Regions from separate parts of the Homo sapiens genome. Here region 2 is linked to region 1. Evidence: chromatin contacts called from ENCODE Hi-C data. All regions are on one chromosome and are shown on one strand. Each heading gives the region's core, a stretch centred on a gene start or an enhancer-like site at or near the end of the contact. The rest is flanking DNA. Distances are from core to core; before and after follow the strand shown. Region 1 holds the start of RELCH (RAB11 binding and LisH domain, coiled-coil and HEAT repeat containing). Region 2 overlaps PHLPP1 (PH domain and leucine rich repeat protein phosphatase 1).

The links. A loop is a pair of places that touch in the nucleus more often than their neighbours do. Pooled maps may share reads with other maps.
Region 2: a map of naive thymus-derived CD4-positive, alpha-beta T cell shows a loop between it and region 1 (5-fold over the local background). The contact joins the enhancer-like site here to the promoter of RELCH in region 1. A Hi-C loop is called at or near these places in 1 of 168 maps with a recorded cell type or tissue (naive thymus-derived CD4-positive, alpha-beta T cell), 1 of 37 single-sample maps with no recorded cell type and 8 of 50 pooled maps.

What each region holds. Positions count from the first base shown.
Region 1 is chr18:62,183,510-62,188,725 of GRCh38, forward strand. It overlaps RELCH (RAB11 binding and LisH domain, coiled-coil and HEAT repeat containing), which reads left to right and starts at 3,746. Exons shown (of 29, transcript NM_001346231.2): 1 at 3,746-4,522. The coding sequence starts at 3,997. PIGN (phosphatidylinositol glycan anchor biosynthesis class N) reads right to left here and starts at 3,547. Exons shown (of 31, transcript NM_176787.5): 1 at 3,335-3,547. RefSeq lists silencers at 3,049-3,261, 4,212-4,431 and an enhancer at 3,852-4,061.
Region 2 is chr18:62,867,821-62,873,036 of GRCh38, forward strand. All of the region lies in intron 4 of PHLPP1 (PH domain and leucine rich repeat protein phosphatase 1), which reads left to right. Among named protein-coding and RNA genes, the nearest start is that of PHLPP1, 150 kb to the left of the region's middle. RefSeq lists an enhancer at 4,312-4,813. Within about 2 kb of position 1,996, at least 5 of the 41 ENCODE cell types and tissues checked have a DNase peak (open chromatin) inside an H3K27ac peak, as active enhancers do.

The sequences.
Region 1 (5,216 bases), core at 2,496-4,995:
AACATTCCATTTCAAGCATCACTTCCTCAGGGACTATGCAGGTGAAGTCAGAAACGAAAACTTTTACTTCAGTTTGTAATTACATAGCTTTGTCTACGACTATTTGAATTAATGTCTGTCTCTGTCACTTCACCACAATTCCATGACAGCAGGACGGGGCATCTCCAACACCCATCAGAGTCTTATGCACTTAGTAAGGACTCAAATGTTTGCTGAATAAATTATTTAGAATTATCATTTCAAGGGTAAATGCAATATGCACTACAGCCACTAGAGGATGCCCTGCTTCTGTTTTTGTTCCTCCAGAACAAGATGTGAAGACTGAAAATACTTTAAAAAAAAAAAAACTAAACCTTTTATGATAAAGTAATTTACTATTAATGTAAATAAAATTGCAGTTATTACAAAATATCAGCATTCACTAACTACTTATTTTAATTAGTTTAATTGCTTAATACTAAATATTACTTAATACTTCTCTTTAAAGAAAATCACAATTTATTCAGATTTATTGAAAAAGAAATACCTCCAAAACAAACACATAACTATTAAAATTTTAAAAAGATATATGCATGTACCAATACAAGTTATCTAGTTTATCTGTGGATGTTTACCACACACTGAAAAACAATAAAACATGAGGTATTACTAAAACCTCAAGTCAACCAAAACTTGCATTCAGAATATTACTTGTGGTTCTTTTAAGACTATTAAAACCTAAAATAATTTTTTAAATACTAAAATGATTGACGTGCTTTGAAAAAAGGCATCTTTTACATCTTCATTGCTAAGGCACAAGCTTTAATAACTATCATTAGTCAGATGAAACATTAGTTGTAAGGGCCTAGATTAATGAAAATCTTACTAAGTAGAAAGGAAATTTCCCAACACTATTAATAATACATTATTATAAGTAGTGATCGGTAATTTTTAATATTCCAGTGTGTGTTACTTATACATTATTCACGAATAACCAAACCTCTGTGTATTGTGGAAAAGAAAAGTACATACTGGGAAGACTGGGCAGTTGATTTCTAATGGGCTTACAAGATCAAACACACAAGTTCATGGTTATAGGATAGGAGGCAGAAATAGAAGCAGAAAACCACAGATTTGTATGGGAAGAATTCCTCTACATGCAAGTTCTTACAACTCTGAGGAAACATTTTAAATCTATTTTCAACTTGTGTTTTAGAACTGAGACCCCAAATTAAAGATACTCCCTTCAGCCCTACTGACTTAATTGCTTTTTCAGGCTTGCACTGCCAAAACGATTGATATTAGTTTTATTTTTAAACACTTGTCAAATGTTCTCAACACATACTAATATTTCAATAATTAATAAGTGACCACAGTAATAGTTATTGTGTAGCAGGTACCAGGCACTGGGACAAGAACATTCTCAATTCTGTGTACTTTCCTTATCCCCTTTGATAGACGAATGCAAGTGAGGCTGAGAAGTTAGGTAACTTTTTCAAGGTCTCACAATAAATAATGAGTAGAATTGGGATCTGAACTTAAGCTTTTCTATCTTATAAGCATAATCCTCTTCAGGAATCCTAAATGCAGGAGATTTCTCAATTTCCCAATCATGGAGATGGAAATATTGTATATAAACAATCCATTTCTAATCATGCCCTTCCCATGCCATTCACTAATCCTCCATTCCTGGATTCCAGAAATTGGTTCCATTTTAATCTCTCTGGAAAATCCAACTAAAATACGGATCAGCAATCCCTTTTGCTAAGAAATCTCTAACAGGATACAGTATTTGCCATTTCAATTCTATTTGGGGGGATTTTTTTCCCCATGTTTTACTTTTAATATATGGCACAGAAAACTATTTATCATTAAAACATTGGGAACTAATGTCCTATAAAAAAATAGTTTAAATTCTTGGTACTTTTTTTTTAAACTTCTAGCAAAAATAAAATTTTAAAAACCCAAATCCCCATTCAAATGAAAATTTTAGTTTATTGAGCCTGGGTATATTGAAATTAAAGCCTACTCTTAACTGTTGGCATACTTTTACATGTAAACCAATAACCTGACCTAAGGTTATGTAAGAATCGTCTATTTTAATTTTTCCATGGAGCTAACGGGAGATACTTTACTGTGGAATGTTTACTACACACTGAATGTAATATGTCACTTACCTGTACACTAAGAAAGGAAATCTAAAGCCTGGAAAAGTGGTCATTTGTGTGTGAAAAAAATAGGAGCCATAAGAAATAGCAGTCTAATTGTATTGACTGGAAATTCCTTTACCTTTTCAGATCATAATCAAGGAATGACATAAAAGATAAACGTTGATCTTCTAAACTTAGGATATGTACTTTATATGCTAACATTTCATCAAAAAAATCAAAACTCTCTGAAGCATTCAACTTTTAAAATAGTTCTAAGTTCCAAAACCTTGATTCTAGCCTGCATGAACGAGTCAGAAATGTTGCAGGAGACAGTGGATAAAGAATCGTTTGGGACATAAGAGAAATGATGTTAATTCCTTTGACTCCTTATTAGCGGAATTGATTTTTTTTTTTTTTTTTTTTTTTTTTTGAGACGGAGTCTCGTTCTGTCGCCCAGGCTGGAGTGCAGTGGCGCGACCTCGGCTCACTGCAATCTTCGCCTCCGGGGTTCAAGCGATTCTCCTGCCTCAGCCTCCTGAGTAGCTGGGATTGCAGGCTTGCGCCACCACGCCCAACTAATTTTTGTGTTTTTAGTAGAGAAGGGGTTTCACCATGTTGGTCAGGCTGGTCTCGAACTCCCGACCTCGTGATCCGCCCGGCTCGGCCTCCCAAAGTGCTGGGATTACAGGCGTGAGCCACCGCGCCCGGCGTGGAGCTGATTTTATAACAACCACTCTTGGCTTAAGTTTACTTATCTGTCTACTGGTGAGACAGCATTAGATATTCTGAAGGGTCCCTGTTGTGTAAATCGTGTATTAAATCCTAAGCGTTTATTGAGTACCTAACAATTTGTTTTCCAACTCGACGATGTTCCCAGATCCAGGCAAATGCCAACCTCAGCGTTCCCTTTTCCGTTTAGTCTCTCCAGCCCCCGTCCCCACCCACAGGCAGGACCACCTCCGGGGCTGAGAAGTCGTGCTGTCGCTAGGCCTCCCGAGTGTGCAAGCATGTGGCAGAGAAGGGAAAAGAAAGGAAGTCACATTCCGACTACAGGCCTGGGCACTTGCTATCCATGGGGACAAAATGTCACCACTGGCAGCAAATAGCGAGAAAAAGTGCAGCGCAGTAGGGAAACAGCGCGTCCGCGGGCGCGACACCACAGTTTGGGCGCCGACACCCTCCGCGCACTGGTCCCTGAACTTTACCTGGAGCTTATCCCGGTCAGGCCTGATCTCGAAAACGAGGGCTCCTCAGCGCGAAGGCAGGACCCAGCTCCATTAAAGCTCTCGGGCAGTGGTCCCCTCTACCCACTGAAGCGATAGCCGGGAGGGTATTCCTAAGCCACCACTACAACCACCCCTCAATTCCGGAACGCCCCCAATACCTGCCCGGCCGCTGCTGCTATCGCGATAATTCTCGGGCCAGTCTCCCGTCAGTCCGCTCCACGCCTTCCTTCTCTGACCAATCATGGAGGAGTCGTGGGTGGAGTTTTGCTTTTGAGCGGAGAGCGGGGCCTTCAATCTTTGCTATCTGGCGCTGGGAATGGGCGGAGCTGAAGTGGGCTGGGGCGGGGCTGGGGCGGGGCTAGATCGGGGAGAGGGGCAGGGGCACGCTCCAGTTCTCGCGAGACTGGAGACCAGGAAGACGCCTGCAGAGCCGGGCTGCTGGTGCAGCAGAGGCTGAGGCATCAGGTGCAGCTGCATCCGGATCTCCTGCCTTGGAGCGTACTCCTTGTCTCTAAGTCGGGAGGCAGGACGTGGTCAGGCCGGGGCTGTGGAGGTGCGCTGTGTCCCCTGAGGCCTAGAGGATTCGGGCTGCGGCCCGTCGGAACCAGTCAGGGAGGCGCCCACACTCCTGACAGGATAAGATGGCGGCGATGGCGCCTGGAGGTAGTGGCAGTGGTGGCGGCGTGAATCCATTTCTCAGTGATTCGGATGAGGACGATGACGAGGTAGCTGCAACAGAGGAACGGCGGGCAGTACTTCGGCTGGGCGCCGGAAGTGGCCTAGATCCTGGCTCTGCGGGCTCGCTGTCGCCACAGGATCCCGTGGCCTTAGGAAGCAGTGCGCGGCCAGGGCTCCCTGGGGAGGCGTCGGCGGCTGCAGTGGCCCTGGGGGGCACCGGGGAGACCCCGGCCCGATTATCAATTGATGCGATCGCTGCTCAGCTGTTGCGCGATCAATACTTGCTGACCGCCCTGGAGCTGCATACCGAGCTGTTAGAGAGTGGCCGGGAGCTGCCTCGGCTGCGCGACTACTTCTCCAATCCAGGCAACTTCGAGAGGCAAAGTGGAACCCCGCCGGGGATGGGGGCGCCAGGGGTCCCTGGAGCAGCCGGCGTTGGGGGCGCTGGAGGTCGGGAACCGAGTACAGCGTCGGGCGGGGGACAGCTCAGTAAGTGGACGCAGCCTGTCACACTCCGGCAGGGTATTTGGGATTGTACGGAGTTACTGTAGGGGAGAGGGGGTATTTCTGCGTGGGTCCCGATAGGGACATTTTAAGGAACGAGAGTATTGGGGTGGGGGCGCTCTTTTGCGGTGGAAGCAAGAGGATCAGGCAATGACTGTTCTCTCTGCCTGCTTCCAACCCTTGGCTGGTGTTGCACTTGGCTCCTGGCTCCCCTACTGGTGTCAGTATCTATAAAATATCAAGAGTTTCTAGTTCACTGGCTATTACGGGACTCCAGAAGGTTCCCTTTTATACTAGTTTATTGCTTTAAGCATTTTCCTTTTTCTCCAGTTACCTGAATCACACTACCAGGAAATAGTGTTACCTGAATTGCCTGCAGTAGTTCTTTGAGTCTGAGCCAGGAGAGAAAGAATAGGACACACTGCTGCTGTCTCCGAAAAGTCAGATGTACTTAAGACCCTTTGTCTTTGGGACGACTTTTTCACCGCCAAAATTGGGTTTTCTGCTGCACAAAATTTGTTCTGTTGAGATAAAGTTGATGTAATTCAGTTTCAATGCCTTAATTTAAGTAATGTCCAAAATTACAGGAAATCCAAGGAGCAAGGCAGACAGGTTCTACCAGCAGTCTGTCTCACCATCCCACCACCTTGCAGGCTTTTCTCTTTGCATTAGATAGGAA
Region 2 (5,216 bases), core at 746-3,245, 680 kb after region 1:
TTTTTTTTTTAGATGGAGTCTGGCTCTGTTGTCCAGGCTGGAGCGCAGTGGGGCGATCTCGGCTCACTGCAAGCTCCGCCTCCCAGATTCACGCCATTCTCCTGCCTCAGCCTCCTGAGTAGCTGGGATTACAGGCGCCCACCACCACGCCCGGCTAATTTTTCTATTTTTAGTGGAGACAAGGTTTCACTGTTTTAGCCAGGATGGTCTCGATCTTCTGACCTTGTGATCCTCCCGCGTCAGCCTCCCAAAGTGCTGGGATTACAAGCGTGAGCCACTGTGCCCGGCCATATGTGGATTTTTATTTAACTTCCCTGTTTTCAGAACAGTGTTTTCTGTTATGCTTGATAACTTTTTTCTTTTCAATTTATGAGAGATATTTTGACACTTAAGTAATTACAAAGAATTAAACAATACTACAGATTATACCGTCATCCTTTGACAATCATGTCTTATTCATTTTAACTTCCATAAGCCAGTTTCTATAGCATTGCATGTGTACCAAATCAATAAGGGATAACTTCAGACTATTTTAGATGAAAATTGTATCTTGCCTGTAACTTTGGGAGGCTAAGGTGGGTGGATGATTTGAGGTCATGTTGGCCAGCCTGGCCAACATGGTGAAACCCGTCTCTACTAAAAATACAAAAAAATAGCTAGGCGTCATGGCGCACACCTATAATCCCAGCTCCTCAGGAGGCTAAGGCAAGAGAATCGCTTGAACCTGGGAGGCAGAGGTTGCAGTGAGCTGAAATGGCGCCACTGCACTCCAGCCTGAGTGACTGAGCGAGACTCTGTCTCAAAAAAAAAAAAAAAAAAAGTTGTATCTTAAAATTGTATATGTAAACATTAACATTAAATGTACAAATTTAGTTAATACTTTGTTTTCAGTGACATTTATTTTCTCTAATTTCCCAAACCTATCATTGATCAGAAAAATAATTGCAAAGAACACATGTCTGATAAGACAGTATTACTGAGCCATGTGGTATGAAAGGAGATAAAGGAGTCTTTGATGCTACCCAGATGGACTTCTGGAATTATCTTTTTAGAGATCATATGTTCAATAATCAGCATCTCAGAAAATGAGTATATTACACTGAGACTGAAATATTTTGAATATAAAAGTAAACCAAGTCACTGGACATGAGCCATCTTTCAGCTGTTGTTTAAAATCTCAAGATGAAGAAGAATCATTGAGAATACTCAAGCTGTATGTATAACTAAATAAGAAATTAACTCAGTGGTTTTCATTCTCTTATTGCTCTATAGTTTGACAAACTATTCTCTCTTTTCCAAATTACCTCCCTGATGCTTTGACAGACTATTCTCTTTCTTCCAAATTACCTCCCTGGGTCAAATGAAGGGCCGAAGAAAGCAGTTTCCCTGTTTGTCATGCTGTGATGTAGTATGCCTGATGTCTTTGAATCAGGGACTCTGGTTCGTTTTCTTCCAGGGAATAAACTGTCCTCTGCTGGAATTGGGGAGAGGATCTGGGGTCTTACTCCTCCTTCTGTAACCTTTTGAAAATTTGTAGAAGTATAAAAAAACATAGAAAAGGCAGATATGAGTGTATAACTTGATGGATTTCCACAAAGTGAACACATCCATGTAACCAGTACACATATGAGGAAGAGAATATTGCCAGCACTCCAGAAGCTGTCCTTGTACCCTTCTCTTTATTACCCTAAACATCATCACTATCCTGACTTAGAACATCATGAAGTAGTTTCACTTGTCTTTGTACTTGATCTAAATGGAGCACACAATATGTGTTTGAGTCCAGCTTCTTTCACTGACTTTTCTTTTAAAAAAGCAAAACAAAGCATACCAAGTGACATATTATCAGCTTGTACTTTGTACTGTGTAATATAAGGCAGTGATTTTGATTTGTTTAAGGTAGAGAATTTTAAAATTTTACACTGCAATAAAAGATTTCTGTTTTGTTCTTTCTGTTGCTTTAAGCATGGGGAAGATAGGCCTAGGGGACTTCCTATGTGGTATCGGAGTAACTGGTGAAGCTGCTGTTTTGCTGCTCTTTGTAAAAAACTAGGCTTTATACCAGTTTCTCTTTCTTTTTATTTTAAGACGGGCTCTTGCTCTGTCGCCCAGGCTGGAGTGCAGTGGCACGATCTCGCCTCGGCTTACTGCAACCTCTGCCTCCCAGGTTCAAGCGATTCTTCTGCCTCAGCCTCCCGAATGGATGGGACTACAGGTGCGCGCCAACACGCCTGGCTAATTTTTGTATTTTTAGTAGAGACGGAGGGGGGTCTCACCATATTGGCCAGGCTGGTCTCGAACTCCTGACCTTGTGATCTGCCAGCCTCGGTCTCCCACAATGCTGGAATTACAGGTGTGAGCCACTGTGCCCGGCCACCAGTTTCTCTTTCATTACACACTACTATGAGGTGTTTGTCTCCCACTTCCATTGTCCAAGAAAAATTTTTATTGCTAAGATTCCAGAGTAATAAGTTGATAAGTACACACATGCATATATACCCCCCTCTTATATACATATATTTAATACCAGGAATTAAATGTATAATGTGTATTTAAGAAAGTCATGTTAGTACTGCAGAAAGCATTAACGTGGTTTTTAAATGTCCAGTCACTTAGTGTGGTGGCTTCGAAATATGCCATATATTTAGTTGCTTATTTTTATTTGTGTGTTTAGGAATTTGTGGTAATCTCTAATGTATGTTTCACAGGGAACATTTTAGATGCCAAAGGGTAATTTATTTTTACGTTTTTACCTAAGTTTCAAGGAATTAAGTTTTAGGTTACAATGTTAGGACAAATAACCAGGGAGAAACTTAAAGTACAATATAATTATAACAGGTAGGAGTTCAGAGACATTTTATCTTAAGCACATATCCCCTTAATTTTTCTTTCTACTACAAATTTTTACCTTTAACAAATGAGCTATTTTCACAGAACATTTAAATTGGTATTTGCACCAACATTCTAAATCTGGAAAGATGGCATGCTGATGTACACACACAGGTCAGCAGTTTCAGAGGGAAAACATTGTTCTTGGAACTAGTGCTGTTTGTTTTTCCTTTATTGGCATTGGAACTCTTCAAGTTAGTTTTCAAAATATAGAGGAGAGGCAAACATCAGGGTAATTTTTGGTGGTGTTGATGGTTTCTTTCCTTATTATATGTGTCACTAATAACTATAATACATTGTTTATCTCTTTTATTAATAGTGCTTCATTTATGTTAACTATATCTCTAGATGACTCAGATAGTCTTAATACTAAGATTATTGTTATTTGCAATAGAGAATGATTTTTCATAAAATATGGTAAGTTTCTTTGTAGAGTCAGTGAAGAAGACAACTTTTTGCTGATTTAAATTTAAGGAATATATTTTTTCCCCCATGTCTTAATTTTATGTTTTTAATATGATAGCAAAGCTGTATGAACTTATTCACACTAAATTATAATGGTGTTTGAACATTTTACTGCCCTGGTAAATTCAAATTTAGCTCTGTTTATTTTTGTTTTTGTTTTTGTTTTTTTTGAGATGGAATTTCACTCTTGTCACCCAGGCTGGAGTGCAGTGGTGCAATCTCGGCTCACTGCAACCTCTGCCTCCTGGGTTCAAGCAATTCTCCTGCCTCAGCCTCCCAAGTAACTGGGATTACAGGCGTGCACCACCACACCCGGGCTAATTTTTGTATTATTGTAGAGACGGAGTTTCACCATGTCGGCCAGTCTGGTCACCAACTCCTGACCTCAGGTGATCTGACTGCCTCGGCCTCCGAAAGTGCTGGGATTACAGGCGTGAGTCACCACGCCTGGCCAAATTTAGCTCTGAAAATTTTTTTTTTTTTTTTTTTTTTTACAGTCTTGGTCTGTCCCCCAGGCTGGAGTACAGTGGCGTGATCTCAGCTCACTGCAGCCTCCATCTCCCAGACTTAGGCGATTCTCCTGCCTCAGCCTCCTGAGTAGCTGGGATTACAGGCACGCGCCACCACGCCCAGCAAATTTTTGTATTTTTAGTAGAGATGGGGTTTCACCATGTTGGCCAGGCTGGTCTTGAATTCCTCACCTCAAGTGATCCGCCTGCCTCGGCCTCCCAAAGGGCTGGGGTTATAGGCATGAGCCACTGCACCTGGCCTAGCTCTTATAAATGTGCCATTTATTTATCATTTATTAAGGATGTATAGGGAGGATCATTGAAGGACCTAGAGTTTGTAAATATAGAGGAGGCAAAACTTTACCCGTACCCTCTAAAAGCCTCCACCTGGTTCTGAGAACTAAATGGACATAAGGCATTAGCAGGAGAAAAGTATACAGATTTTTACATGTGCATAGGAACCCCCATGGGAAAATGAAGACCTAAAGAAGTGACAAAATCTAAGTGCTTATGTACTAGGTTGAACCCAGAAGAAATTGTGGAAAAGTAAGTCAAATATATGGGGAGACCAAAGGAAGATGAGTTATTTTAACAAATGATGTTTGTACAGAATTGTCTTAGCCTCCATTCCGTCTCTTGTGGTCAGAATGTTGCTTTCCTCCTGCTACATAGAGGGCATCTTTCACAAGGGAGTTTTGTTTCTTGATTTCAAGAAGGGGAGGTCAGAGGCCAGATGCAGTGGCTCAGGCTTATAATCCCAGCACTTTGGGAGGCCGAGGTGGGTGAATCATTTGAGGCCAGGAGTTTGAAACCAGCCTGGCCAACATGGTGAAACCTTGTCTCAACTAAAACTACAAAAATTAGCCAGTGTGGTGGTGGGTGCCTGTAATCCGAGCTACTCCAGAGGCTGAGGCAGGAGAATCGCTTGAACCCGGGAGGTGGAGGTTGCAGTGAGCAGAGATCGCGCCACTGGACTCTAGCCTGGGGGACAGAGCGAGACTCAGTCTCAAAAAAAAAATTAGGTGGGGCGTGGTGGCTCACGCCTGTAATCCCAGCACTTTGGGAGGCTGAGGTGAGTGGATTATTTGAGGTCAGGAGTTCAAGACCAGCCTGGCCAACATGGTAAAATCCCGCCACTACTAAAAATACAAAAATTAGCCAGGTGTAGTGGCGGGTACCTGTAGTCCCAGCTACTCGGGAGGCTGAAGCAGGAGAATCACTTGAATCTGGGAGGCGGAGGTTGCAGTGAGCCGAGACTGAGCCACTGCATTCCAGCCTGGGCGACAGAGCAAAACTCTGCCTCAAAAAAAAAAAAAAAAAAAAAGAAAAGGGGAGGTCAGAGCACTCCTTTTT